Linked DNA regions of Homo sapiens: region 2 is linked to region 1. The links are chromatin loops, found by intact Hi-C in ENCODE. Cell type or tissue: heart left ventricle. All regions are shown on one strand. Each heading gives the region's core, and the rest is flanking DNA. Links, peaks and the distances in the headings are about the cores only.

What was found. Hi-C counts contacts between places; a loop is a spot of excess contacts. Peaks named below come from ENCODE experiments on the same cell type or tissue, not always from the same donor. Only the 100,000 strongest peaks of a DNase experiment are listed, where the experiment ranks them.
Region 2: a loop joins it to region 1, with 15 times the contacts of the local background. A loop is called at or near these places in 32 of 110 quality-filtered maps.

The regions. Positions count from the first base shown.
Region 1 is chr16:49,406,293-49,409,204 of GRCh38, reverse strand. All of the region lies in intron 7 of LOC105371244 (a long non-coding RNA gene), which reads left to right. Among named protein-coding and RNA genes, the nearest start is that of C16orf78, 34 kb to the right of the region's middle. In heart left ventricle, for the core only: a CTCF peak has its summit at 1,099 (motif pointing left); a DNase peak (open chromatin) is centred at 1,054.
Region 2 is chr16:49,875,023-49,877,934 of GRCh38, reverse strand. No RefSeq gene overlaps it. Among named protein-coding and RNA genes, the nearest start is that of ZNF423, 20 kb to the right of the region's middle. RefSeq lists a silencer at 1,019-1,178. In heart left ventricle, for the core only: CTCF peaks have their summits at 881 and 1,083 (motif pointing right); a DNase peak (open chromatin) is centred at 1,144; H3K4me3 peaks cover 896 bases; H3K27me3 peaks cover 1,579 bases.

The sequences.
Region 1 (2,912 bases), core at 124-2,623:
ATAGGTTGGCACCTACCCCAAGGTATTGCTCTGTCCAGGACCTTGGGGGTGTAAGAGACGGAGCCCCACTAAGGGATGGAAATTGAATTTCCACCAGTCCAGCTCAACAGGGGCATGAAATCAGATTTTTAGTGATTTGATTTAGGGGGCTCTGCCATTTCTCCTATACTCAAGTTTGTGGAATAAGTCTCAAAGCTACTACAGTGGCAGGAATTTTCATTTTTTGGTCTTTGTTCATTACTGTATTACGAAGCCTGGCACATTGCCTAAAACACAGTAGGCACTCAATAAATGTTAGTGCTTAAAGGCACATGTAGAAAATGAAAATTTCCTGGGTGCCTGCTAAGTGCTAGAGACTCTTGAAACTTCCCTTGGATTCTTCTTTTCACGCCAACACTTGAAACTTGGTATTTTCTTTCACATTTTATTTCTCCTCCCTTCCTTCCTTCATTTCTTCCTTCTTCCCTTCCCAATCCTTTTCCAGCTGTCTGAATGTATTTGCATGTGTTCTTGTAAGCAGTGTGTTGTTGTATGTGTGTATTTTCAGTTTGTGTTAAGACTAGAGTGTCCCTTCTCATCCTGTTTCCCATCTTTTTCACTCACCTTGTTTTGCCATCCACCAGCACCCAGACATTCCTGCCAGTGCTAGTGTCCTTAAATAGATCTCCTGGGATAGAACTTTGGAATATACGTCCAGGAGTGGGGCTGCTTGCTAGGTCCCTGCAGTGTCCATGTGTAATTTAACCTAGAGCGGCTGCAGTGGCCCACACTCCTACTGCAAGGCATGAAGCTTCCTTCGTTTCCACGTCTGTGCCAACATTGGCCTTCCCTAGCTTTCTAACATGTTTCAGTCTCATAGAGTGGTACCTCATGGTTATTTTAACTTGCATTTCTTGCCCCGATTTGGAGGAAAAGAATTGAAGTCTCAGAAAAGTGATGTTAGTGAGTAGCTGGGCTTGTGTTCATCTACCCGAGGCTTAGGCTCGAGGGCCCGGCTTCCCCTTGGATAGGCTGACGGCTCTGCCAGCAGCCGGGCCAGACAGCGTGGACACCGTCAGGAGAGTAGCCTTCTGCTGTGATAGAGCCCCACCTGGTGGCGCAGGAAGGGAAGGGGAAGGGGAAGGGCAAGAGGAGGGAAAGAAATGGAAGGGGAGAAATTTACTCCAGCAGCTGCACAAGGCCACGCCCTGCCACAGTCATTGCACACCTGGAGGACATGCGCCAGGCCTTAAGGGACTTAGGTTTAGCCTCTGCCTCTGGGAGGTGGAAGGAACTAGAATAGCTTCACCATTGAGGAGCCTATTGTTTTTAGCAAACGAAACCGGAACTTTTTTTTAAACAAAAAACACTTAGTATATTTCTTTTTAAAATGTACTTTTAACTAAAGTACAATATACCCATATAAAGGGCATAAATCCCAAGTGCACAGCTCAATGAATTTTCTAAGCTAACTGGCCTCCGGTGGATCACATACCCCCTCTTCCAAGGATAGCCACCATCCTGACTTCCAACACTATAGATTAGGTCTAGGTTCTATTTTTTTTTTTTTTTGGCCTGGGTTGAAGGTTGTATAAATGGAACTCCACAGGTGTTCTTTTTTGTATTTTGCTACTTTTGCAGAATACGTTGTGTATAATGCATCCGTATTGTTTGGTCATTCTTGTTTTCATGCGGTATTCCATTGCATGATTATACTGCAAGATATGCTTTCTACTGTTGACTGATGGATATTTGGGTTGATTCCAGTTCTTGGTTATATAGAATAAAGTTGCTGCAAAAGTTAGCACATGTCTATTGGTGCACACATCCATTGGCGCACACGTCTATTGGTGTACACGTCCATTGGTGCACACGTCCATTGGCGCATACGTCCATTGGTTCATACATCCATTGGCGCACATGTCCATTAACACACACGTCTATTGGTGCACACGTTCATTGGCGCACACGTCCATTGATGCACACGTCTATTGATGCACACGTTCATTGGCGCACACGTCTATTGATGCACACGTCTATTGGCGCACACGTCCATTGGCACACACATCTATTGGCGCACACGTCTATTGGCGCACACGTCCATTGGCACACACATCTATTGGCGCACACGTTCATTGGTGCACACGTCTATTGGTGCACACGTCTATTGGTGCACACATCCATTGGTGCACACGTCTATTGGTGCACACGTCCATTGGTGCTTACATCTATTGGTGCACATGTGCATGCAGTTCTGTTCAGTATGTATGCATAGGAAATACCAGACCATAGAGGAGTGTATATTCAACTTTACTGGATGCTCCCAGTTTTCCTAAGTGGTTGTGCCAACCTGCAGGGCAATGGCAAGAGTGTGAGAGTTCTGATTGCTCCAGATTCTCACCAATGGGCTTTGCCATTGCCAGTCTTCAGCCATTCTAGTGTGTGCGTAGTGATTCTGCATCGTGTTTTATAACTTGCATATCCTGATGATTAATGACATTTTTTATGTTTATTGGTCACTTGGCTATCCTCTTTTGTGAAGTTTCTATACTAATAGAAGCTTTTGCCTATTTTTTCCACTGAGTGACCTGCCTTTTTCTTACCAATATATATAGGAGTTAAAAATATATCACCTGGATAGGAGTCCTTTGTCAGATATGTTGTCAGAAGAAATATCTTCTCTTGCTTGTGTTGCTGGCCTTTTCACTCTCTTAGTGATGTCTTGGATAAGTAGAAATTCTTTTCTTTTCTTGAGACAGGGTCTTGCTCTGTTGTCTAGGCTGGAGTGCAGTGGCATGATCGTGGCTCACTGCAGCCTTAACCTCCTGGGCTCAAGTGATCCTACCACCTCAGCCTCCTGAGTAGCTGGGACTACAGGCATCCACCACCATCCCTGGCTAATTAAATAAAGTTTCCTTTTGTATAGATAGGTC
Region 2 (2,912 bases), core at 137-2,636, 470 kb before region 1:
CAATTGGAAGCTGCTTTTGACTTAGATGCTTGAACCTGGCTTTGGAAAACAAACCCTTTGGCTTTCAGGACTGAGACAGTGGAAAGTTTCCCCAGGTTGGGGGCTGGAGCATGTGAGTCTGGGCGCCACCTCTGCCTCTGGCCAGCTGTGAGGTTTAATGTTCTCTGCTCTGAGTCTCAGCATCACCTGCTTTCTTGAACATCATATTGGCTGGGCCTGTCTTCACTGTGAATGCCCAATATTCACCCCAATTTATTTGAGGGGAGGCACTGACTCAAGGCGAAGCTTCTACCTGTGTTTCCCTGGGAAACCCCCAGGCAGCCTGAGAGAGTAGGTATAATTGGCCCATTTGACAGATGGTGCTCCCTCAGGGAGACACAGTCTGAGAGGAGCCCAGCTCATTTTGGAACCCAGGACCTAGGTGTATCTGACTCCCAAGATTAGAGCAGGGGATGCCTTCAGGGGCTGGGTGAGCGACTGAAAGAAGGGCTGGGTTTACAGCGGGGTGTTTGGGGAGTGATGTGGTGACCTAAAGAGCCCAGGCTCCAGCTACAAAGACTGGGACTCATGTTAAAAAACAAAAAACAAAACAGGCCAGGTGCGGTGGCTCATGCCTGTAATCCCAACACTTTGGGAGGCCGAGGTGGGAGGATCGCTTGAGCTCAGGAGTTCAAGACCAGCCTGGGCAACATAGGGAGACCCTGCCTGTAAAACAAACAAACAAACAAAAAACCCAAAAAACAAAACACAAACAAACAAACAAACAAACAAAAAAACGCCGGGCGTGATGGCGTGCGCCTGTAATCCCAGCTACTCAGGAGGCTGAGGTGGGAGGATGGCTTGAGGCAGGGAAGTCAAGGCTGCAGTCAGCTGTGTTTGTGCCACTGCACTGCAGCCTGGGCGGCAGAGTGAGACCCTGTCTCCAAAAAGAAAAAACAAAGTTCTACACAAGTATGCTGGCCAGTGAGAACCCTGGGGCCCCCGGTTTGCGAGCCCCTACTGGGCCTGCGCAGTTTGCGGGGCTTTGGGTTCTCGGATCCCGGCTGGAGAGGATCTCCAAGGCCTGCGGGGCCCATGCCCAGGCCTGGCGGCAGGGGGCGCCCGAGCTCCCGCGCTGACCGCTGGTCCTCCCGGCCCTCTCAGACGCCTCCCGGGGCGGGTCTCCAGCTGCTTGCCCTGGGAACAACCCTAGCCAGCCGTTCCCGCCCCTCGCCCGCCACGCCGCACCCTGACCCTTAAGCGGCCCCCGCCCAGCTCCCTCCTGTGTCCCTGCCCCCTCCCGCCCCCTGGGCTGGCCCCTCGACCCTCTGATCTCACTCCTGCCTCCCGCCGCTCGGTCCTCCCCTACTCGGCCAGCTGGGCGGCTCCTCAGTTGGGGACCGGGGCCTCGGAGCCCCCGGCCTCGGGCCTGCGCCCTGTTCTTCCAGCTTGGGGGCTCCCTCTTCTCTCGCCCTCCTCCCCTCTCCTTCCTCCCACCCCCGCTGCGACGGCTTCCTTCTCCTCCCACCCCCCGTGGCTCTGGAATTCCTGGGGGAGCCTACTCCCCCAGCCCGGGCTGCACCCGAGCGTGCAACAAGTCCCGCCGAGCGTGCGAGCACGCAGATGAACACGCGGTTCGCGGGCAGCCGCGGCTGCGTGGACCCAGCTGGATGTTTCAGCGTGCACAAGTGCGTGTTTCTGCATCCAACTCTGCTTAGACACTGGTGTGTAATTTTTTGTGCACACACATTCAGTGACTCTTGGGGAAAGTTTTCTGAAAATCCCGGGCTGGCATTAAATATAAAAAGGCTTTGTTTAATGCCAGAGGCATTTTCCCCCGTGTTCTGGAAGTCGAGAAGCGTTCACCTGCTTCCCCCTTCCCCTCTTAAAGACCCGGAGGCCTTGCTAGCATTGGGAGAGAGGGGAGAATAGAGGGAGGTACACCAAAGAAGTGGTTCTTTTAGAGTCCACCTCCCCGTGCCTGTACCACAGCCCTACCCACAAAAGGCTTTCTCAGGCCCTGGAAACCTCCCTAGTCTTTGTCTCTTTCCTGGGCTGTTTAGCTTTGAATCTTCTTCCTCAAATATCTGGGTGTGTTACAATGATGCCGACATCATTCTGGTTTTGGAATTCAAGTTGTAGCTTAGCCAGCATGTGGAAGGCTGTGGAGCAGGGTGTTTGGAGGGCACTGTAGGGAAGGTGGGCAAGGCAAGGAAACTGAGAGCAGGGGGGCAGAGTGGCCCAGGGAAGGGGTGTCCTCTCCTTGAGCTGACCACTGTGAAGTGGGTCATATGTCTTATAAGGCTGTTTGCGTCTATTTCTTTTATTGTACATTTAGTGCCTCGGAGTATCTGGGCATAATAGATATTAAACAAAGACAGCTGGACTGGGCGTGGTGGCTCACGCCTGTAATCTCAGCACTTTGGGAGCCCGAGGTGGGCAAATCACGAGGTCAGTTCGAGAGTAGCCTGGCCAACATAGTGAAACCCTGTTTCTACTAAAAATACAAAAATTAGCCGGGCGTGGTGGTACGTGCCTGTAGTCCCAGCTACTCTGGAGACTGAGGGAGGAGAATCACTTGAACCTGGGAGGCGGAGGTTGTGGTGAGCCAAGATCGCGCCACTGCGCTCCAGCCTGGGCAACAGAGCAAGACTCCATCTCAAAAAAAAAAAAAAAAAAAAAAACCAAAGAAACAAAGACAGCTGTTTATGATTTTGTTGGATTTTTTTGGAGGCAAAGGTATAGAATAGTGTATAAAACCATACACTTTGGATCTGGATGCAAATCCTGGCCCCACAATTTTCTAATAATATAACTTTATGTCAATTTCTGTGTGCCTCTTGCCTTCTCTGTAAAGTGGGGCCAGCAATGATTGCACGCCTCCCAGGGTTTGTGTAAGGATTGAATGAGTCAATTTACATAAGCACTGGAAC